Regions from separate parts of the Homo sapiens genome. Here all the other regions are linked to region 2. Evidence: chromatin loops called from intact Hi-C (ENCODE). Cell type or tissue: PC-9. All regions are shown on one strand.

Region 1 (8,000 bases), 970 kb after region 2:
AAGAAAGAAAGAAATCCTTGCCTAACCCAAAGTCAAGATTTATCCCTATGTTTTATTTTAAGAATCTCATAAGTGTTACTTCTTACATTTAAGTCTATCATCCATTTTGAGCTGCTTTTTGTGCATGGTGTGAGATTGGGGTTCAAGCTCATTCTTTTGAATGTAGATATTCAGCTGTTCTTAGCATCATTTGTTGAAAATCCTATTTTTTCTCCTTTGCATTCCCTTGGCACCTTTGTTGAAAGTCGATGACCATAAATGTATAGGCTTATTTATGTATGAACTCTGTATTCTATTCCATTGATTTTCATGTCTAGTCTTACGCCAGTACCACAATATCTTGATTGCTGTCACTGTGTAGTAAGTTTTGAAATTAAGAAGTGTAAGTCTTCCAACTTAGTTCTTCAAAAGATGATATTTATTTTAAAATAAAGGGCTGTTTGTCATATAATTTGACTGTGTGTTGGAAAATACTTTTAGATTTTGAGAGGCTTGCATAAGTTAGTCAATATTCTTTCATGGAGGAAAAAAGCTTTCTGTGCCCAGCTGTTCAACAACAGGAAAATTCTATAATATGTTTTCTCATTCATTTGGAGTGGGCATGTGAGTCAGCCTTTGGTTGGTTGTTGAAACCTTCTTGAAGAGCCTTATTTCAGAAGTTTGATTTGCTCAATGGACGTTTACCCATCATTTCCTCCATGTCATGGCCTGTGCTAGATGCTGGGAGAGAGAGAGAAAGGAGACACAATTGCTTTCAGGATGCTCACAGTAGAGCAAGGAACGAGTCACAATTTTAGAGCTGAATTTTTCTTTTTCTTTTTTTTTCTCTTTTCTTTTTTGAGACACAGTCTGGCTCTGTCACCCAGGCTGGAGTGCAGTGGCGCAATTACAGCTCACTGCAACCTCTACCTCCTGGGCTCAAGCCATCCTCCCACCTTAGCTTCCCGAGTATCTAGGACCACAGGTGCAAGCCACCACACCCAACTAATTAAAAAAAAATTTTATAGAGTTTTCTGTAGGATTTCACCATGTTGCCCAGGCTGGTCTCGAACTTCTGAACTCAAGCAATCTGCCTGCCTCAGCCTCCCAAAGTGCTGAGATTACAGGCATATCAATACAATGATACAATGATACAATGGCTGAGCCACTGCACCCAGCCATTAAAGCTGAATTTCTGGAGACTGTCAATGTAAACTCCCTTGCTTTGTAGATATGAAAAGGCAGCCTAGAGAATGACAGCTTTGGGTGAAAGCCATAGTGTCCCCACAAGTAAATAATGGTGAGCAGAGTGCCTTGCATATAGTAGGTCCTCGATAAATATTCACCGTGATTTACTTACTAGATGGTATGTAAGCTAGTGGTTGGAATATTTAAACATAAACACACAGACTCAGAATGTTGAGAATGTGCTCAATTCCTTTCTGCAGTGAGTTTTAAATTTAAAGATTCCTTTGTGCTCCCTGCCTAGCCTGGAGCTATTGCTGCGCTCTTGGCAACATCCACCCGGCTGAGCCCAGCAGCCCTTGCCCTGGAGACAGAAATTGCCCCCTTTTTTTTTTCCTTCTTTTTATTTTTTTTTGGCACAGGGTGTGTTGAGACAGGTTGAATAGCCACCCTGGAGTTTTGCCAGAGCCACAAGATGAGGAAGGTCAAGAGGCAGAAGAGAGCAGGGTGAGGAGATGGGGGTGGAGGAGAGGAAGTTTGACATCATGTGGCTTGAATGGCTCAAAATGCTGAAATGCCAGCATTAGTTCAAGCAATTTAGACTTTCAGGAAGCCTGGCCTTTCCCCCTAGAGTCGTTTGTTTAGTCCTGTCTGGTGGGCTTGGCTGGCGGATTCCACAAACTCATGATGAAAAAGTTCTCCAGGCAGAACAGAGATGTGGCCTCCATTCCTACAGGGTAGACAATCAATTCCAAGGGCCCAGCATCTCCTATGAACCCAAGGTCACTCAGATCAAGTCCCCAGGGTGGCAAATGTCTGGCATCAATCGGGGGTTGGGGGGGCGGACACTGAGTTTAGTTCAAGGAAGTATTGCCAGATTTTGTGTGTTCTTCTGTGCCACTGATGGATTTGAATGAATTTGAACATGCTGCACGGTTTGACGCACGTCAGAACTGAAAGAGAAGGCAGAGTCCAGGTGAAGAGCAGGAACGTGGCCAGATTGCCCAAGTTAGAATGGGGCTCTGTTACTAGCCAGCTGGAGATGTCGGCTGCTGACTTGGTGTTCTCTACCTGAGTTTCCTCATTCAACACTGAATCCCCCGGCTCTGCCCTTCTTTCATCTGTAGCCCCAGTACCTTTTAGCAAACTATGTAATTTACTTGTTTGCTATGTTTGTGATTTACTGTCTGTCTTCCTCATCTCCTGCTCTGAAAGGACAGACATCTTGCTTGTTGTGTTTTGATGCATTCCAAGATTCTGGAAGACTTGGAAGACAGCAGGTGGTCCATACACATTTGTTGAATGTGAGTAGTCACAGTACCAACCTCGCTGTGTTGTTATGCAGGTGAGATGACTTAATACTGTCATATACGCAGGGCAGTCCCAGCCCTGAGCAGTGTGCCCTGAACTATATTTCAACACACAGCGAGAGCTGGATCTCTCGAGCAATCCCACGTCCCGTGTCTCGGCAGGCCCAGGACAGTTCTGCTTTTAACCTGTTTCCTGGAGTAATTGCTAACAGTGCTTCCTTTCAGAAAAAAAAAAAAAAAGGCTCATTTTAGCTAGTAAATTATATGGTTTGGCTACATGTAAGTGTTTTTACTCATTCATTTAAGAAACTGAAAAAAAAAAAAAAAATCTGCCAGCTGGCATGCACCTACAGTCCTGGGTGCTCGGCAGGCTGAGGTGGGACGATGCTTGAGCCCAGGGGTTCAAATCTAGCCTGGGCGACATAGAAAGACCCCACTTCTACAAAAAGCAGAAGAAAGAAAGAAAAAATATTGAATGGGTACCATGTTAGATGCTAAGAACAACGACCATAGTTCGTTCCCTTTTAGAGCTTACTGTCTTCTGGAGAACTTGCAAAATTAAATAATTCAAATTTAAAACTGTTGGAACTTTATTCTGAGCCTTGAGAGAAATGGACTGAGTCACATAGCATGCCGTTGCAACTTCTGCTTTTTCCCGTAAACGATTAGGAATGACCGAGTAGCACCAGAAATAAGACCCTCTGAGTGGTGACCCCTCAGAACATTACTCTTGTCCTCACAGAACATTACAGCCATCTTCCATGGAATGGAGCAAGCCACCCTAATCAAATCGCTATGACATGTATCTAGCCTTGCACGGAAAACATTGCAACCTGCCGAAACCATCTCTACCTATGTAAGCACAGCCTTAGCTTCCCCACTTTAGAGCATGTCCCTTTGGGGTCTGTGTTTTCCGGGTGACCGTTCTCAAGCTCTGTACTCAAATAAACCCCATACTTCATCATATTTTCTGTATCACCTTATTTAAGGTCAACAAACTTTAAGGACATAATTAAGTAGACAACCTCATGACTTGAACACATGGTTAATAGTAATAATTGGATTGACATCCATATAGTTCTCCTCTGTTTTAGGAGAGGGCTGGTTTTTTTTTTTTAAATATTGATCCATTTTCGTGCTTTGTATAGTAACCCAATGAGGTAGAAGTGATTACCGCCACCCTTTTACTGATTACAACACCTGGGGTTCTGAGCGCCAGCCACTTGGTGAGGATTGCGGGGCCAGGGCACTCTGGTCCCAAAGCTCTGATTCCCACGGGCTTTCCTGCTGAGTCACGCTGTCTGCTGGGAGCTGTTGACCCGCCGTCTCTTTCTCTGACTTCCACCCGATAATTCTACATGGCTCTGCAATAAGCAGCTTTTTTCTTATTATTTCCTACAAATACATAGGTTACACTCTGATTAAAGGCAGAATACACATCTTGAATTAAGGGGAAGGCTGAAGCCTGGAATTCTTCCCATCTCTAATCCTGCCTGGTCACTGAAGTTCCTGAGTCCTCAGCTCAGGTCTGAGGCAGCCCTGCCCAGCAGGGACGGAAACTGCAGCTTTTTCATGTTCCTCTGCCTCCCTCTAGTGACTCAAGTCCAAAATAGTGCGGCTGGGAACTATTGGAAGAACACAGACGCTGCAAAGAAGCTGGAAACCATCATTCTCGGCAAACTAACACAAGAACAGAAAACCAAACACCGCATGTTCTCACTCATAAGTGGGAGTTGAACAATGAGAACGCATGGACGCAGGGAGGGGAACATCACACACCGGGGCCTGTTGGGGGATTGGGGACTAGGGGAGGGATAGCATTAGGAGAAATACCTAATGTTGATGGGTGCAGGAGACCACCATGGCACGTGCATACCTATGTAACAAAACTGCGTGTTCTGCACATCTACCCCAGAACTTAAACTATAATTTTAAAAAACCCCAAAAGAGTGCAATTTCAATGCCAAAAAAAAAAAAAAAAAAAAAAGCTGAGCTTCATCTATTCCTTCCGCTCTTTCCTCCCTCACGCCTACCATGTGTGAAGCACTGTACCCAACATGAAGGACACAGACAGAAAAGCCTGACTCCGCATCTCCCTGCTCGGGTTGCCTTGGCAACTTCTCCGTGTACCCAAAGAAGCAAAGGGGACTTAACAATTTCAAAGAAGAGTGGCAGTAACTACTTTTTCTGTTCCGAGCTTTCTTGTATAAAGTGAAGCACTGTGTGGCCTTTAAGAGTTCTATTAAGGGCCGGGCAGGGTGGCTCATGCCCGTAAATCCCAGCACTTGAGGTCAAGAGTTCGAGACCAGCCTGGCTAACATGGCAAAACCCCGTTTCTACTAAAAGTACAAAAATTAGCCAAGTGTGGTCGTGGGCACCTGTAGTCCCAGCTACTTTGGAGGCTGAGACAGGAGAATCACTTGAATCCAGGAGGTGGAGGTTGCAGTGAGCTGAGATTGTGTCACTGCACTCTAGCCTGGGCAACAGAATGAGACTCTGTCTCAAAACCAAATAGAAACAAAAAGAATTCCATGAAGGGAATTAGGACCACTTTTTAATTCAGTGTCTGCACACTATCTCCTGACCACCTGGCTGCTGCTTTTCCTCCCTGCTTCCTGTCCTCCCTTCCTCTCTACCTTGCTCTACTCTCCTATCCCTTCACTGGTGCTCCTTTTGTGTTTTATCTCCTCTGCCAATCAACATGCAGGGCAAGGAAGCCAGGCATAGCACCGGGCACTGGCCGGCCCTGCTGGTCGCTCTCATGCCTGAAGCTCTGTGCTAAAACACCTAGTTTCCGGCAATGTGCAGACGGTGGACACTCAGAGGTGGGGTGCGGCAGGATTCAGACTTCTCAAGGACACCATAGTGTGGCAAACACTAAGGAGTTCGCTGCCAGTGTCTTAGTCGGAGTAGGGCAAGGCTATGGAGTAGGGTCCCTTCTATTTGGAAAAGAGAAAAGTGCTTCTGATGTTATTTTTATATAATGATCCAGGCAGCTTGGTTTGACCATCCAACACCTGCAGAGCCCAGCTCAGCATTCATGTCTTCATTCCCCTCTGCTATCTCTGGGGCATATCCAGTGTCCCTGAACCGTGAGTTCCCGGCTCACTCTCAGGTTTCTGCCGACTTTGGTGGGTCTAAGATGAGACCTTTGGTAACCACAGAAACAAAGCTTCTCCCCATGCTCATGGCCTGAGGAAGCTTTGGAAAGGTGTTATATGGATGTTTCAAATGCTGTGTCAGACCATTTTAATCTACGCACCTCTTATTATTGTGTCTGAGCACAATGTATTGCAATCCAGTGTTTATCTCTCCTATTGAAATGGAGACAGCTAAAGGGTCTGCATGATGCTAACTGAATTTTGTATTCCCAGTGCCTAAGACATAGTTGGTGCTCGATAATTGTTTGTTTCAGGGATAAATGAATGAAAAAAAAAATGAATGAGTAATCATTAGCCTCAGCAATACTTTGTTCCCAAAGTCACACACACACTCATTTATTTCCTCCTAAGAACAGATGCTAGGCCAACAGGTCTTCATGATTTTACAATCTCTATGGTGACAGATAAGACATTAGGGTGCATATGAGGAAAAGATAGGAGATAGCAGGATACGAAGGCCTAAAAAGGGGGAGAGGAAATGGAGAAAAAGTGCCTACAGATTCTAATAACTGAGAGACAATTTTTAGGATTATGGTCACAGTTTTAGTAGCAAGAATAAAAAAATGCAGAATTCTACCCTTTCCTTGCCAAGATTAGATAAGGGCAAAAATCCTTTAATGGCATTAAAGAGAAAGAGAAAAGAAAAAACTAGAGAGAGAGAGAGAGAGAAAGGGAGAGAAGGGGGGGGGAGAGAGAGAGAGAGAGAGAGAGAGAGAGAGATTGCATGGCCAGAGGTCTAACTCAAATACTTGCAATGTTCAGATAAAAAACCCTCTTCCATGCCAGACTCTGACAATGGATTCATTCTTTCTTTCGTTCTTTCTTTTCTTTCTTTCCTTCTTTCTTTCTTTTTTCTCTTTCTTTCTCTCTTTCTTTCTCTTTCCTTTCTTCCTTCCTTTTTTCCTTTTTTCTTTCTTTCTCTCTTTCCTTTCTTTCTCTGTCTCTCCTTCCTCCCTCCTTCCTTCCTTCCCTTCCTTCCTTACTTCCATCCTTTCTTCCTTCTTTCTCTTTCTTTCTTTCTTTTTTTCTCTCTCTCTTTCTCTCTTTCTTTCTCTCTTTCCTTTCTTCCTTCCTTTCTTTCCTTTTTTCTCTTTTTCTTTCTCTCTTTCCTTTCTTCCTTCCTTTCTTTCCTTTTTTCTTTCTTTCTCTCTCTCTCCTTCCTCCCTCCTTCCTTCCTCCCTTCCCTTCCTTCCTTCCATCCTTTCTTCCTTCCTTCACTCCTTCCTTCCTTCTTTCTCTCTCTCTTTCATTCTTTCTTTCCTTCTTTCTTTCTTTCTTTCCTTCTTTCTTTCTCTTCCTTCCTTTCTTTCCTTTTTTCTTTCTTTCTCTCTCTCTCTCCTTCCTCCCTCCTTCCTTCCTCCCTTCCCTTCCCTTCCTTCCTTCCTTCTATCCTTCCTTCCTTCTCTCTCTCTCTCTTTCTTTCTTTCTTTCCTTCTGACATGGGGTCTCACTCTGTTGTCTAGGCTGGAGTGCAGTGGCACAATCTTAGCTCACTGCAATCTCTGCCTCCCACAAGTGATCTTCCAACCTCAGCCTCCCAGATAGCTGGGTCCACAGGTGCACGCCACCACACCCTGCTAATTTTTTGTATTTTTGGTAGAGACAGGGTTTCACCATGTTGGCCAGGCTGGTCTCAAACTCCTGAGCTAAAGCAATCTGCCCATCTCAGCCTCCCAGAGTGTTGGGATTACAGGCGTGAGCCACCGCGCCCGGTCAGATTCTGTTTTTCATAGTGAGAGCTTCACAACAAACAGATGTGTTTCCTTGGGAAGCAGTGTTCCTTCAGGCAGATCTGTGCACTGGGCAGCTCTCCGTTTGCCGTCCTCTCATCTTGACTTTCGTGAACTCTCTCCTTTTGCGTCCTGGACCCCACCCAGGGAACTGCTCACTGCCTTGCTGGCAGGTTTGCAAATCACCCATGACAATAACTTACGTGTTTATTACCCAGTGCTATTGGCATTTTCACTGGGGAACTCCAGCGCCCCGCAAGTCTTTCTGACCTCAAGAATAAGGTTTTTAATAGCCAAGTGTTAAGTGTGGTGGAATGGGAAGGTGGATATTTTGGAAGAGGGAATTTGCCTTGCGTCTTCCCAACTATGCCCAAGAGCCCACTAGATGGCTCAAGTTCTTTATCCTGCTCTTTGCAAATGGACTGTCGCATGATTCTAGGTCTAGAGGAAGCTGATTGCTGCTACTGGAAGGGTCAGGCTTTGAAGGACAAGTGCGGGAGTGCTGGCTACTTTATGGTACTCTATGACTGGTGCACCCATGTGCCCATGGGGAGCAATGACAGCTCCAAAATCTCACAGGTTGGCACCTGTTACCAATGTTGTCCCATTTCCATGCAGCTGGGAGACCCTCAGTG
Region 2 (8,000 bases):
TTATGTGTTTTAAGTTGTAAGCATTTTGCAAAACAGTTTTAGTTGCATTTAAAATATCTTGTATTCAAAAAAAGAAAAAAGTATGAAATGACAACCTTGATTATTTTTAGGTATGTTTCAAATCAAATCAAATACAGAAATAGTATTTGTAGTTTGCCACAGTAAAATACGTGGTCTTCAACTAAGCTTTAGCAGTTATCAATATATGAATTATTTTGAAGTAAATCCTAGATGTCATGTCCTTTCATCTGTAAATATTCCATTTACTATCTTTATTGTCTTAGATAAAAACTTTTTTTTTTTTTTTTGAGGCGGAGTCTCGCTCTGTCTCCCAGGCTGGAGTGCAGTGGTGCGATCTCGGCCCCCTGCAACCTCCGCCTCCTGGGTTCAAGAGATTCTCTTGCCTCAGCCTCCTGAGTAGCTGAGATTACAGGTGTGTGCCACCATGCCCGGCTAATTTTTGTATTTTTAGTAGAGACAGGGTTTTGCCATGTTGTCCAGGCTGGTCTTGAATTCCAGACTCGGCCCCACAAAGTGCTGGGATTACAGGTGTGAGTCACCATGCCGGACCTTAGATAAGAACTTTTTAAAAACATAATAAAATACACTTTCTACAAAACAGTACAAATAATTCCTTAATATCAGATTCAGTTCAGAATTCATGCATTTTCTTGATCTTGTTTGTGTGTTTTTGTGGGGTTTTTTGTTTGTTTAGGTTTTTTTTGGTTTGGGGTTCATTTTGCCTGTTTGTAGTCCAAATAAGACACATACATTATGATTAACTATATCTCTTTTTTTTTTTTTTGAGACAGAGTCTCGCTCTTTTGCCCAGGCTGGAGTGCAGTGGCGCGATCTCTGCTCACTGCAAGCTCCGCCTCCCGGGTTCACACCATTCTCCTGCCTCAGCCTCCCAAGTAGCTGGGATTACAGGTGCCCGCCACCACGCCCGGCTAATTTTTTGTATTTTCAGTAGAGACGGGGTTTCACCGTGTTAGCCAGGATGGTCTCGATCTCCTGACCTCGTGATCCGCCTGCCTCGGCCTCCCAAAGTGCTGGGATTACAGGCGTGAGCCACCGCGCCCGGCCTTAACTATATCTCTTAAGTCTCTTTTAGTTCATTGGTTTCCCCTCTAACTATTTTCTTGGAATTTTTTGTTGTTGAAGAAACATGTCATGCAGGATTTTCCTATAGATCTTTTTATAGCCTGAATATTTATGATTGCATCCCCATGGTATCATTGACTATGTTCCTCTATTCCCTGTATTTCTGACAAGTTGGTAATTAGATCTAGAGAGCTGATCCAGTGTGGGTTTTTTGGGCCATGTACTTACCTCAAAAAGTATGTAATGCCTTTCTGTGATGCTCTCAAAATGGATGCTCATTGCCTACATGCATTTTTTTCTTGGTGGTTGCAAAGTGATGACATGTCTTTATCAGACCTCTGTTTATTAACTGGAATACATCTGTAAAGAGAAAATTCACCTTGTCGGCCATTTGATTACTCTGAAGTTCTGATTTATAATAAAAGCAGAACAAGTGCTTGATTCTTTTCCTTTGTCAGTTTTCAACAATAACGAATTCTATTCATTAGCATTCTCTGAAAGTAAGTAATGATTTTTTTTTCTCCTTAGTATTATGAACTCATGCATATAAATACTTGTTTTACATGGATTCAGTTTTTTTTAAATTTTGTTTTGTAGAAAAGACAGGGTCTCACTATGTTGGCCAGGAAGGCCTCAAATTCCTAGTCTCAAGCAGTGCTCCTACCTCGGCCTCCCAAAGTGCTGGGATTACAGGCATGAGCCACCACGCCTGGCCTCATTTCAGTTATTCTTACTGATGCCTCACATATCTGTCTTTGGCTGTTGGATGCTGTTTCAGGATGGTTCCTGTGTCCTTTTGACATGACCTTTATCTCACATCTAGTGGCTTAATAGCCTCCTTGTCTTCTAGGATGACAAATTATTGCAGGTCCTATTTTTTTGCTCTATGCCTGGAATCAGTCATTTCTAAAAGGAGTCTGGTTGCTTTGGGAAATGGTAGAGGCTAAAATCTGGGCATTGGGAATACTCCCTTCTACTGGATTGGTCATTGTTGATAGGACTTTTTAATGAATAGAGCTAGGAGATAAATATAATTTTAGAAAAACAAAACAAAATATGAATTTATATTGAAATTTCAGATTCAAAGATAAAGGGATTTAACTTAATCTTATCAGTCTTACTATGTAGAGTTCCTTCAACTTCACCAAAAGTCCAGAGACATTGATTTAATTATGCATTTGATTTATACTACAGTTCAAAGACAACAGCTTGCATTATTATTGATTACTGAAAACGTTTTATGTTTTCTTGCATTTTTCAGCTTTGTTTAAACCTATAGGTTATAACATAGTAGGGATGTACAGTCAAATTACTGTGTTTTTAAATTATTACACTCACTTCTGTGTGTAATTACACCAACAGCTCATTTGGTTTTTAAAAAAAATTTTATTGTTTAAGAATTACTGCTTTTTAAATTTATCTTATAATTGTGTGACAGAATTATGTAGAATTTTGAAGTCATTCTACAGAGGATTCTTGTTCATATTCCTGACTCTTCTACCCTACTCACTCTTTCAGATGAAATCTTTTTTTTTTTTAATTTTATGGTTTATCCTTCCACTTTTAAAATATATAAGCAACTATATATATATAGTATTCCACTTTCTTGGATGAACTGTATGTAGCCTACTGTCTTTCTTAATGTTTTGTTTGTATGTTTGCTCTTTGCTTTGGTATATCTTTTGATATTTAGGTAGGTTTGTGTTTTTGTTCTAATGGTTCTTTATACTGATACCTTATGTAATACCTTTTGGGCTACTATAAATGGGTTAATTCCTATGAGCATTTAGTTAACTAGCACTTCTCCCTACCCTCTTTCTCTTCTGATTTGAAATACTATTGCTTGACTTGTAGTTAATGCATTTAAGGCAGTAAGTGAGCTTATTTTACTTTTCATGTACATTCACCACTTTCCTCCCATTTTTAAAAATAGTTTGTCAGAGCTTTTAGCCATTACGAGCTATACTGTAGACCCTGATAACCATCAGGTAGTCTTAGTTCTACTGGTAAATATATATTTAATTCTCAGCACCAGTCCTCATGTTGAGTCCTTTCTAGTTTTTTTGTTTGTTTGTTTTGGTTTCTGAAGCTCATTCTCTAGTACAGGGGTCAGCAACCATGACCCACAAGCCATATGTGACTGATCTCTCTATGTTTTGTTTATAGCTGCCTTCGTAAACACTGCAGTATCTGGGCTGAGCAGTTGTGACAGGAACCATAGGACCTGTAAAGCCAAAAGTATTGACTCTCTGGCCCTTCACAGAAAAAGTTTGCTGACCCCTGCCCTGGAGTTGAGTAGATTCTCAGGCAGTGTTCATGGTATTCCCCAAGTACTTGCATGTTGCATGTTCTTTTCAGTTTGTTTGCAACCTTTATACTTGAAGGTTCATTTGGACGGATATGAAACCCATGGCTCACCTTTTCTTTCATTGAGTATATTTAATATTTTACTCCATTGTGTTCTGGCATAAACTATGTCTTTTCAAAGTCATAATAAATGTGTAGTTTCAGGTCATCTTTTGTTTTAGGAACTTTTTTTTTCTTGAATTATACCTTTTGGTATTTATTGTATTTTGTTTCCCCTCTGTACCCTTTATATTATCTTGGATCTTCATCTTTTAAAATCTTTTCTATTTATTACTTTTTCTCAAAACTTTTTATCTTTTTATTTTTAAAGCCATCCTCCTTTTTTCCCTAATGCATTAAGCATTGTACTTTTCATTCTGAAATAATTTTTTTTATTTTTAATTCTTAGTTCTATCACCTCTCATTTCAATTCCTTCTCCAGTCACCTAATTTCTGAGTCTTATGTTTCTTCAGAGCTTCTGTAATTTTCTTAATTTACTTCACGCTGTAGAGACATGATTCTACTCCAGTCTGTGTTTCCTTATAATAGTTTTAAGTGGAATTCTTAATACTTCTGTCGCTCATTTTTCAGTGCAGTAAGTTTCCTGTATGGTGAGAGGAATAGGCCAGGATAGCCTTTTCAGCTTCATAACTCTAGAGCTCCCTCTTGTGTTGTGTTCACAAGGTGATTTTTCAAAGTATGGTTTCATCCTTTCTGAGATCTTTTCTGCTCCCTTTCTCTTTTATCTGGAACTTTTCTTGTCTTTGCTTCTGTTGCCCTGTTCTTCTCAGTCTGGAGTCTACTCCTAGGAGTTTTTCTAAAAGAAGTATCAGTTTCAAGAGTTTACATGGCCCAGACTGCTCTAACACCTATTTGCATGGCATTGTTCTTGTTCTCAGCCTGAGAACAAGATCCTTCAGAGCCTTTCCCAGATGAGGCTGCTATTCTGAGACTAGTATGCCATTGAGGCTTCAGGGGAGGTTGAAGGGATTCTCCTGTTCCCAGGGCCATCAGAAAAACCCCGTGCCTTCCCTCTGCCTCATCATACACAAATGCTGATACTTTGTGGGCCTCATAACTGTCTGGTTTGTCACTCTGCTCATATTTTGAGGTTTAAGGGGAATCTTTCTCTTTGTTGTGGATTTTATTTGTGGGTTTTCTTTTTTTTTTTTTTTGGTTATGCTAGTTGCTCTGTTTTTTTTTTTCTTTAAAAGTAAAGACCTGTCAAAGAATTAACTTATTAATGAGTTAACCAACATTATAGAAAAGCTGATCAAAGGACTAGGAAACACTGACATACACTAGTCACTGAAGGAAAGAATGGTGGACTGAGATTACCAAATTATATATAAAATATTAATATCCTCATCTGCATCTCTACCTACAAAATTTATTTGCATTGCTGTGAGTTTTCTACAGAGTTAACTTTTACTTTTTCAGAGCTATAGAAAAGCCTGCTCAGTACAAATAGTGAATCAAACAAAAGGCTTGAAGTTCTGATGATCCCAGTAGCATTAAGCTGTATTTATACTTTGAAAATAATGATTGGCTAAAACAGAGATACTCAACCCTGGCTGCAGATCAGAGTCACCTGAGGGTGGCTTGTGTAGCAGGAGAAGTGTGCTACGGGACCTATTCCAGACCAATTCCATATATGAATGGAGGAATAGGGGAGGAAATGAGGATAAGTGACATTGGGACCTAGGAACATTTGATTTTTCTTTTTATTTTTTAAAGATACCAGGTGATTCTCATGTATAGCTAGAGTTAAAAACTAGAATGTGACATTCTTAAAGTTATTCCTCCCTCCCCCTGATTTTTGCTTGGACTTACATCTAAATACAACAGTTTTTATGTAATAAGCTAAACATAATCTGTTAGTACAATTATTTGATGCCTGTTGCTAGGAGCCATTCTACTTTATATGCCTCCGTGCCTGAGATAGATAGATAGATAGATAGATAGATAGATAGATAGATAGATAGATAGATAGATAGACAGACAGACAGATAGATAGATAGATAGATAAAATAGATACTCCGTAAATATTGAATTAATGAATGAAATATTAATAATACAGGTCAAATGAATGACATAAGACCTTGGACTTACATAAGCATATAACATGATCATTGTATTACGTATTTGGACTTTGGATATCTTATATGAAGAATTTAATTCTGATGTCAATTGAATTTTCATGTTATGGATCATTAGCTATTTTGTCTTGAAGCTGTGATTGTTTATCAAATTTTTCTCTAGGTAAAATTTCAGCCTTGTCTTACTAGGCTGACTTACTTCTGTATTATATATACAATTATTCATTTTTAAAAGAACACAGTATTAGTTTTCCAAATGTGTTTCTCAGCTGTGTATGTTAGCAACTACAATCTTTCCTTTTTATTTTGATAGGAAGAGTCAAAAGTGACTGTTGACTTTGTTAATGTGAAATAACACTGGCATGAGTATACTGAGCATATTTTTGTGACTTAATTTCTTTAACTCTGATAGTTAGTGATTATAACACAAACTAGAACACTTCTAAAGAAATGTTTTAAAGTATGTTCTTTTTCTGAAACTTCAAATTTAGGATCTCAGTTTTCCGTTTTCCTAGAAGTTAAAAGGAGGTGTGTGTGTGTGTGTGTGTGTGTTGTGTGTGTGTGTGTGTGTGTGTGTGTGTGTGTGTGTGCATATATATATATATATATATATATTTTTTTTTTTTTTTTTTTTTTTTTTTAATGTGGAGTTTTGCTCTTGTTGCCCAGGCTGGAGTGCAATGGCTCAATCTCGGTTCACTGCTCACTGCAGCCTCTGCCTCCCAGGTTCAAGTGATTTTCCTGCCTCAGCCTCCCAAGTAGCCGGGTTAATTTTGTGTTTTTAGTAGACAGGGTTTCACTCTGGTGGTCAGAGTGGTATCGAACTCCTGACCTCACGTGATCCACCTGCCTCGGCCTCCCAAAGTGCTGAGATAACAGGTGCGAGCCACTGCGCCCAGCCTGGGGGTTATATTTTGAGTATTGGTATACTCTGCCATTTTTAGATTAAACATAATAATAAGTGTTTTAGTCCTAATAAATAACATATAAATGATAAATAATTTTAAAAGCATTGTGATTGTTTATAATTATAATAATGTCTTGGCAGTTTCTGATTTAACATTCCAAATACCACTTTTGAGAAACAACCTCTTAGAACCATGACAGGTAATTTGATCATGTTGCAAAGCACAGATTTGAATAGTGTGAAGCTAGCTGGCATGTGAAACCTAGTGACTTACCTAGCTTACTGTTGCCCTCCACCTGCACTTTGATTTAGCTATGATTTCTACTGGTTGCCTTATAAGATAATAAAACATTGTTTTGCTGTGACAGAGGTCCAAAAAAGAAAGCCAACTGCTGGTTCAGGTGTTGATATAAGAAAATGGTGTTCTTGGCCAAAAATAAAAGTTAAATACAAAACAATTATTGCTGATTAGTGCTCTGAGAAGCCATTGAGCAATACAGAGCTACTTATCTTTAAGCTTAATCATTCCTAGACTGCAATGTATTTAAATACTTATGTCTCCTTTTTAATACATGAATACATTGTTCTGGCAAAAAATTGAAACCGTTTTTTTAAAGACCTCTTTTACTGCCTTCAGCCTCTGAAGTATCCAGTTATTATTTGATGTTTGTCCAGATTGTTTTCTTTTTATTTATCTATTTTCATACAGTATGTGTAATGACTACAGATATATGATTATCCTGTATATATGCTATAGCTTGCTTTTTTTAATTTATGTTTTATTGGTACATATAAAGCAGGCTCCCTAATTCTTCTTGGTTGCTGTATTGTATTCCATAGTGTGTTAAAGTACCATAATCTATTTAACCAGTCTTTTAAGAATGGCTATTTTTGTATATTTCTAATTTTTTTCATATTAAAAACAGTGCTGTACTTTACCTTCTGGTGCACAAGGAGGGACCATGTTTGTGTCTCTATTATAGATGTTTAGAAGTGGGTTGCAAGTTTTAGTTTTGTTAATATTGTCTATTTGCCTTCCAAAATGTTTGCCAAATTGATACTTTTCTATCGGTTTATGATAATATTCATAACCGAGTACCCTTTTCAACTCTGTATTTTCCCTAGTATTTTTTTTTTTAACCAACTATTGGGATAGATAACCTGACAGGAAATCAATAAGGAAGTAGAAGACTTAAACAGCACTCAGACCAAATGGACCTAACAGACATACAGAGCCCTTCACCCAACAACAGTAGATTATACATTTTTCTCAAGTGCATGTAGAACATTCCAGGATAGACGGTATGTCAGGCTGCAAAACAAGTCTTAATACATTTATAAAGACTGAAATCATACAGACTAATTTTTTTAACACAGAGAGTGAAACTAAAAAGCAGTAACAAAAGGAAATCTAAAAAATTTATAAGTATGTGGAAATTAAACAACACATTATTAAACAATCAATGAGTCAAAACAAATCACAAAGGAAATTAGAAAATACCTTCAAATGGAAATGAAAACACAACATGCTAAAACTTATGGA
Region 3 (8,000 bases), 420 kb before region 2:
AAAGGAGAAATTTAGAGAGAATGAGTGTAGTCTGAGGATTTCAATTTACTTTATTATGTAAGCAAATCTGAATATGTAAACCTGTGTGGGGATTGAAAGAATGGAAAGAGGAAACACGAGAGACCCAATGACTGCAACCCTTAATGAACAAGAACTTGATGAACTGATGTGTAGTGAAAATCGAAGCGTAAGAGGCTTCATTAGTATGAAGTGTGTTAAAGTTAAAGGTTCATAGAGCAGTTATAAGTACTTCTTTGTCTGTATAAGTTATAACATGGAAGTAGTTGCCTGAAGTATAATCTAGGTATGAGTAGAAACTTTCAGTTGTTGAGAATGTAAAGAACAGCAATGCTGGAGTTCTCTGCATGTACAGCGAAAAAAGATATTCACAAATCCTGGGAGAAAGGGTAAACTAAGGGAATAAAGGGACTATATCTAGAAGGGGACATATGATAGGGTATAAATGATATCAGAGCTAAGGAACAGGTTTTTATTTCATTATATCTGAGATGAAATCTAGATTTTTCAGGACCTAGTGGCTAGTGATATAGTACTTTCTATTAGCAAGGCTAGAAAATTAAGGCTTACTTGCTTCAAGTTCTCCACAAAGCTAGTACAGTAGGCTCAATACTGCTCCCTCCCCCTGCCCTGCCAATAACTCATGCCTTTATCTTTGGAAGCTGTGACTATGTTACCTTACCTGGCAAAACAAACTTTGCAGATGTGATTATGTTAAGGATCCTAAGATAGAAGCATTTCCTGAATCATCTGGATGGGCAATGTCATCTCAAAATCCTTACAAGTGGCACCCAGGAGGGCCACAATCAAAGAGGATGTGTAAGGAAAGACCCATAGGGAAGAGATCCTAAGATGCCATGCAGTTGGCTTTCAAGATAGAATAAGTGCCATGAGCCAAGGAACACATTCTCTGGAACCTGGAATGGCCCAGAATAGCATTTTCCCCTAGACCCTCAAGAAAAAATACAACCTTGTGGACACCCTGACTTTAGCCTGTTGAACGAGATTTTGGAATTCTGATCTCCAGAACTGTGAGAAAATTAATTATGGTGCTTCAGGCCACAACATTTGTGATAATTTTTTACTGCAGAAATAAGAAATGAATTCAAACGTGATTCAGCAATTCTCATCTCTCTCCTGCATCATCAATTTTTCTCTTTCTACTAGATTCTTCCTAAGAGCACATAGGCATGCTGTTTTTTCTGTCATCTCAAAGAAAATTGTCATTTGACTTCATTGTTTTCTTCAGGGACTTCTCAATTGTCTGGTGTATTTATAACCCATTCTTTGAATACCTTCTACACTTCTGTATCTAATTCTTCTCTTCCTACACTTGAATGAACCTCTATTCAGGCTGTTGCCTCTACCAATTTATCAAAATTGGGACAAGGGAGAAGATTTTGAAAAATAACTAATGAGTACTAGGCTTCATACCTGGGTAACAAAATAATTTGTAGAACAAACCACCATGGCATGAGTTTACCTATATAACAAACCTGCATGTGCACCCCCGAACTTAAAATAAAAGTTAAAAATATTGAAAATAAAAAAGTTTTGGAGACCTAAATTACATTATTTAATTCTAATTCTGAAAAATTACCTTATCTAATATTTATGAAACGATTCTGATTCTATTTCTGAACAATTACATTATTTAATATTTATGGAAAAGTTAAAAGAAATACACATAACCGTGTCATGGCTAGCCTTTGACATTTTCTTAAAAAATTAAAGCACAACATACTGAACAATTACATTATTCTAATGTAAGGAAGTATGTGAAGAGCACAAAGTCAGAAATGGCCCCAGTGGCCCTAAGGGCTCATCTGGTTGTAGGTGGGCTTGTACTTGAGTCCTGGCTTGTCTGAGGATCAGTTCCAGCAGTTAGTGATTGAAACTGGACACCCTGATGGACCTGGTTAAACCTGCATCTCTGCATTTCTCCAGGGCCTAGGAAAGAAGGAAATGGGTGTAGATCTTCGATGTATCCTGGCTTTGTTATTTGTCATTAAACCTTTTCTTTAGTGTGGTAAAATATGTATAACATACAATTCATCATTTAACCATTTTAAAACATATAGTTTATTAGCATTAAGTCCATCAACCTTATTGAGCAAGCATCACCAGTATACATATATTACAATTTTAATCATCCCAACCTAAAACTCTGCTCATTAAACAACAACTTCCCATTTCCCTTTATTTCATCCTCTGGCAACCACCATTCTACTTCCTGTCTTTGCATTTAATTATTCTAGGCACCTCACATAGTTGGACTTATACAGTATTTGTCCTTTTGTGTCTGGTTTATTTGGCTTAGTAAAATGTCCTCAAGGTTCAACCATATTATTGCACGTATCTGAATTTCCTTCCTTTTTAAAACTAAATAATGTCCCTTTGTAGACACTAAACTCTGTTTATCCTTTCATTTGCTGATGCTCACTTGCATTTTCACCTTTTGATTATTGTGAATAGAATTATTATGAATAAGGTTATCATGAATACTAACATTGCTTCAAAAACATGTTTTAGTTTCTGCTTTTAATTTATTTAGGTATTGTGAGCCCCAAATACCTGAGACATGCCCCAGTCAATTTAGAAATTTATTTTTCCAAAGCAAAACCTCTCTCCTATTGTCCAGGCTGTCCTCTGCTATGGTTACTGGGCTCGTTTTTAGCACAAAGGTCTCACTGTTGTGTTATCCTTTCCAAGTGAGCCTTCAGGCCTTTTCCTTTTATATATTTTTGCAAGAAAGTTAATGAGGCATCTCATCCGAAATGCATGCTATCATGTGTATATTTTGGCATTGGTTGAACAAGGTGTGTTGGCATCCAAACCACGCCTTCATCATTTAGTTTTCAACCTTTCTTATCTTGAATACATCCTCTGTCCTTGGTAGCCTTTTTATCCTCAAGAGGATACTGGGATTTGAAAGCTGTCAGATCTATTTGGGGAATTAAAGGTGCCTGGACCTCAGCACTGCTATTGGTTGGGTGCCTGGCTGTGCAGTCAGTGAAAGCGTTCCCTCTAGCTAGATTGGAATTCCTGTGCTGATGGCATGGACAATGTCTAACAGCTGTTTCCCTTGGGGTTGCCAATACCTCCAATAGCTCCAACATGGCTTTGCATATTTAATTTTAGTATTATCTGCCCCTTTCCTTGCAAATAGCTCTGTGTGCATGGGCTATCATGAAAGAATATTTGGAATCAGTTTAGATATTGGTTCTCTTACCTTTGGACAGATGCAAGGCTCTCATAAGGGCAATTTACTCAGCCTTTTGCACAGAAGTCCCTGTTGGGAGAGTTCTTGCAGCTATTACCTCCAAGAGAGTCACTATAGCCTAGACAGCATTCCTCCTTCTGTTGGTGACTAGGCTGCTTCTGTCCACAAAGAGCATCCAGTCTCCACCCTGGAGGGCTGTGTCCTTCAGATCTGGTCGCCTGGAAGACTCTTGATCTATAACCACTAGGCAGTTGTGTACTAGTTCCTTTGGTTGCCCAGTAGGTGTCAACAAAGTGGCAGGGTCTAAGGCTCCAGTGCCCTGTAGTTTCATTAGACATTACCTATGGTGCACATTGCAGTGTGGTTTAATGCCTTTTGAATGAGAAAATTATTTTCTTTCTTTTCTACATTTTTATAGAGGAGTTTTGTAGATAGGCAGGAGATATCATTTCTAACATTATTCTCCAGTATAAAGGAAAACATACTTGACAGTTATGTCCCAAATTAGGTAAAAGAAGACTGACATTGGATGTCCCCAGGGGCTTATAATTTCTACCTGTAGTAGCATAAATTCCCTCTGTGTTCTGTAGACACAGAACTACCCTCCCTAACACAGACTCCTCATTGGTACAGCCCAATTACATCCACTTTCCTAAGCATATGGACCCCCTATCTCTGTCAATCCCACCCCCAGTGATTCACTGAGGGAGCAATTCCAGCCCTGGGTCCCCAGACAATGTAAGGTGTTGCAAACCCCACCTTCCCATAGACGGCCAAGAGCAGAGCATGGACATATTTGATTAGTACCGAGGAAATGTGAGAATAGTGAAACTTTGCTCTGACTGTATTCTTGTGTATTAGTCCATTCTCACACTGCTATAAAGAACTAAAGAACTACCTGAGACTGGGTAATTTACAAAGAAAAGAGGTTTAATTGACTCACAGTTCCACAGGCTGTACAGAAAGTATGGCTGTGGAGGCCTCAGGAAACTTACAATCACGGAGGAAGGCAAAGGGGAAGCAAGCATATATTCACATTGCTGGCAGGAGAGAGAGAGAGAGAGAAAGAAGGTGGAGGTGCTACACACTTTCAAACAACTAGATCTCAGGAGAACCATATGATGAGAACAGCAAGAGAGAAGTCAGCCTCCATGATTCAATCACCTCCCACCAGGCCCCTTCCCCAACAGTGGGAACTAGAATTTCACATGTAATTTGGGTGGGGACACAGAGCCAAACCATATCACTCCGCCCCAGCCCCTTCCAAATCTCACATTCTTTTCACATTTCCAAAGATAATTATGCCTTCCTAACAGTCCCCCAAAGTCTTAACTTATTTCAGCATTAGCTCAAAAGTCCAATTCTAAAGTCTCATCTGAGACAAGGCAAGTCCCTTCCAACTATGAGTCATAAAATCAAAAATAGGTTAGTTACTTTCTAGATACAATGGAAATGGGGTATTGAGTAAATGCTTCTGTTCCAAAATGGAGAAATTGGCCCAAACAAAGGGGCTACAGGCCCCATAAAAGTCCAAAACCCAGAAAGGCAGTCAATAAATTTCAAAGCTCCGAAATAATCTCTATTGACTCCATGTCTCATATCAAGGCCACACTAATGCAAGAGGTGGGCTCCCAGGGTCTTGGGCAGCTCTACCTCTGTGGCTATACAGGGTAAAGGCCCCATGGCTGCTTTCACTGGCTGGCATTGAGTGTCTGCAGCTTTTCCAGGCACACAGTATGAGCTTTCAGTGGATATACCATTCTGGGTTCTGGAGGATGGTGGCCCTCTTCTCATAGCTCCACTAGGCAGTGCCCCAGTGGAAATTTTGTGTGGGAGCTCAAACCCCACATTCCCCCTCCACACTGCCCTAGAAGAAGTTCTCCATGAGTGTTCCACCCTTGCAGCAGGCTTCTGCCTGGACGTCCATGCATTTTTATACATTCTCTGAAATCTAGGCAGAGGCCCCCAAGCCTCATCTCTTAGTCTCTGAGCAGGCACAGGCTTAAAACTACATGGAAGTCACCACACATTGGGGCTAGCATCCTCTAAAACAATAGCTCAGGATGTATCTGAGGCCCTTTTAGCCATGGCTGGGGCTGAAGTGGCTGGTATGCAGGGTGCCATGTCCCAAGACTTCACAGAGCAGTAGGACCCTGGGCTTGGCCCATGAAATTATTTTTCTCTCCTAAACCTCCAGGTCTGTGATAGAAGGGGTTACCTTGAAGGTCTCTGAAATACCTTGGAGGCATTTTTCCCTATTGTCTTGGCTATTAACATTTGGCTCTTCTTTACTCATGCAAATTTCTGCAACCACCTTGAATTCTTCCTCAGAAAATAATATTTTCTTTTCTGCTACATGGCCAGGCTCAAGTTATTCAAACATTTATCTTCTGCTTCCCTTTTAAATATGAGTTCCAGTTTCAGATAATCTCTTTGGGCATGCACGTGAGAATATGCTGTTAGAGGCAGCCAGGCCACATCTTGCTTGCTTTGATGCTTAGAAATTTCTTCCATCAGATACCCTAAATCATCTCACTCAAGCTCAAAGTGACACAGATCTCTAGGGTAGGAACACGATGATGCCAATCTTTTTGCTAAAGCATAGGAAGAGTGACCTTTACTCCAGTTCCCAATAAGTTTCTCATCTCCATCTGAGAACTCCTCAGCCTGGACTTCATTGTTCATATCCCTATCAGCATTTTCTTCATAACCATTCAAGTCTCTAGGAAGTCAAAACCCTCCTTCATCTTTCCATCTTCTTCTGAGCCCTCTAAACTCTTCCAATCACACCTACTACCTATCCAGTTCCAAATTTGCTTTGACATTTTCAGGTATCTTTATATCAATGCTTCACTATTTAGTACCAATTTTCTGTATTATTTTATTCTCCCACTGCTATAAAGAACTACCTGAGACTGGGTAATTTACAAAGAAAAGAGGTTTAATTGACTCACAGTTCTGCAGGCTGTACAGAAGGCATGGCACGGGAGGCCTCGGGAAACTTACCATCATGAAGGAAGGTGAAGGGGAAGTAAGCATGTCTTCACTTGGCTGGCAGGAGAGGGAGAGGGAGAGAGAGAGAGAAGGTGGAGGTGCTACACACTTTCAAACAACCAGATCTCATGAGAATTCTATTATGAGAAGAGTAAAAGGAAAGTCAGCCCTCATGATTCAATCTCCTCCCACTAGGCCCCTCCTTCAACACCGGGAATTACAATTTGACATGATATTTCGGTGGGGACACAGAACCAAACCATATCGTTTGGTATTCCAGAATTTCTGCCTTGCTGTTGCCACCCTAACCTCTGGTGCTTCCTCTTAGCAATTTTTTCTCCTCTGACCTCACCGTGCTCTATGGTTATAAATCCCCTCTTGTCTTACTTGGAGTCAGAGTTGAGCTTCAAGGGAACCAATACATTTTGCACTAAAATAAATTTCTTTGACACATTTCAAGACAGCTATTCAGAAGGGCAGGAAATACGAGAAGAGCCAAAAAGCTGTCTTTAGTGGGAAAGACTTGCATCTGTAGAGAAAATTTGCATTGTTACAGCTGGGCTTTCTCTGAGAATCTCTCTTGGATAGAAGAAAGATTAACTGAGAATCTGATACCTTTAAAGGTCTAAAGAAAAACATTTCCCAGCTGTTCTCTCTGAGGGCTGCTTCCTGGGAGATTTCATCTAAATAATGAAACCTCGTTTGCTAGCCAGGCTTGTTCTTCTCTCCATCCCATAACCTGTGTTGCCACTGTAAAAAATTTTGCCAAGATTTAAGTGCAATGGTGCAATCACAGTGCCCTGCAGCGTTGACCTCCTGGGTTCAAGCAATCCTTCTACTTCAGCCTCCCAAGTAGCTGAGACTACAGACAGGTGCCACTACACCCAGCTAATTTTTAAAATTTTTCCTTTTAGCAGAGACAAGTTCTTGTGGTGTGTTCCAGGTTGGTCTGAGCTGAAGAGATCCTCCTGGCTCAGCCTCCCAAAATGCTGGAATTATTGGTATGAGCCACCACGCCTGGTGATCTGGCTGTTTTTCCTGCATTCTGCCTGTAATTGTTTTTTAGGGTCTTTTTCCACATGTCTCATGTTCAGAGTCTCTAAGGCACATGGTGTAGCTGAGCTGATTCACCCCTGTCCTGTATAGAGCACCATGTGGGGGAAAGTTCCTGGTCTGCTATGCCATCGCCCAGCCAAAGGAGGGCTGCCTTTGCTCTGGTTTCACATTCCTGTTTTAAACAGTCATGCCCAGAATTGCTTGGCTACATTGTGACCTTAATGAAATATCTAGTTTGTGAAGTCACAGAATTTGCTTTTCATGAAACTAGAATCTCTTTGAGTTTGGGAGTCTCACATCCCATTAGGGTCCCTCTTTTAGCACCTCACTAAGATTATTAAAATTAATTAAAACTTTTGGATGAACTAGAATGTCTGCAGAAACCTCTAGCCATTTTGCTGGTTCGACAGGATAACCTTTTTTCCACTAAAGAATATTAGTGTTAGTTTAGTGATGAGGTTAATATTCCCCATTTTTCCCCTCTCCCAACCCAAAATGTACTAGGCTGAGTGTTAAAGACCAAAGACTAATCACTTGGACAAAGGATTCCTTGTATCCCCACAAGTCCTAGGTATTTTTCTCTCATTGAGAGCAGAGGGCCTGTATTGATGCCTGGACATGGGATTTTATACCTTCTTGGCATCCAGGGTTATACAATCAATAAACAGAGATGGTATAGAAAAATCCCTTAAAAATGATGGGTCATGCC

The links. A loop is a pair of places that touch in the nucleus more often than their neighbours do. Peaks named below come from ENCODE experiments on the same cell type or tissue, not always from the same donor. Only the 100,000 strongest peaks of a DNase experiment are listed, where the experiment ranks them.
Region 1: a loop joins it to region 2, with 8 times the contacts of the local background. A loop is called at or near these places in 2 of 110 quality-filtered maps.
Region 3: a loop joins it to region 2, with 4 times the contacts of the local background. A loop is called at or near these places in 6 of 110 quality-filtered maps.

What each region holds. Positions count from the first base shown.
Region 1 is chr10:6,397,933-6,405,932 of GRCh38, forward strand. LOC124902370 (a long non-coding RNA gene) reads right to left here. Exons shown (of 2, transcript XR_007062044.1): 2 at 397-3,869. It also overlaps a transcript of PRKCQ not described here. Among named protein-coding and RNA genes, the nearest start is that of LINC02656, 52 kb to the left of the region's middle. In PC-9, a CTCF peak has its summit at 4,045 (motif pointing left); DNase peaks (open chromatin) are centred at 1,469, 3,739 and 4,039; H3K4me3 peaks cover 717 bases; H3K27ac peaks cover 2,008 bases.
Region 2 is chr10:5,430,085-5,438,084 of GRCh38, forward strand. All of the region lies in intron 3 of NET1 (neuroepithelial cell transforming 1), which reads left to right. Among named protein-coding and RNA genes, the nearest start is that of NET1, 22 kb to the left of the region's middle. In PC-9, CTCF peaks have their summits at 4,120 (motif pointing left) and 4,338; no DNase peak of the experiment used is centred here; H3K27ac peaks cover 1,664 bases.
Region 3 is chr10:5,011,653-5,019,652 of GRCh38, forward strand. It overlaps a transcript of AKR1C2 not described here. Among named protein-coding and RNA genes, the nearest start is that of AKR1C2, 12 kb to the left of the region's middle. In PC-9, CTCF peaks have their summits at 3,597 and 3,807; DNase peaks (open chromatin) are centred at 1,949, 2,779 and 7,489; H3K4me3 peaks cover 6,682 bases; H3K27ac peaks cover 8,000 bases.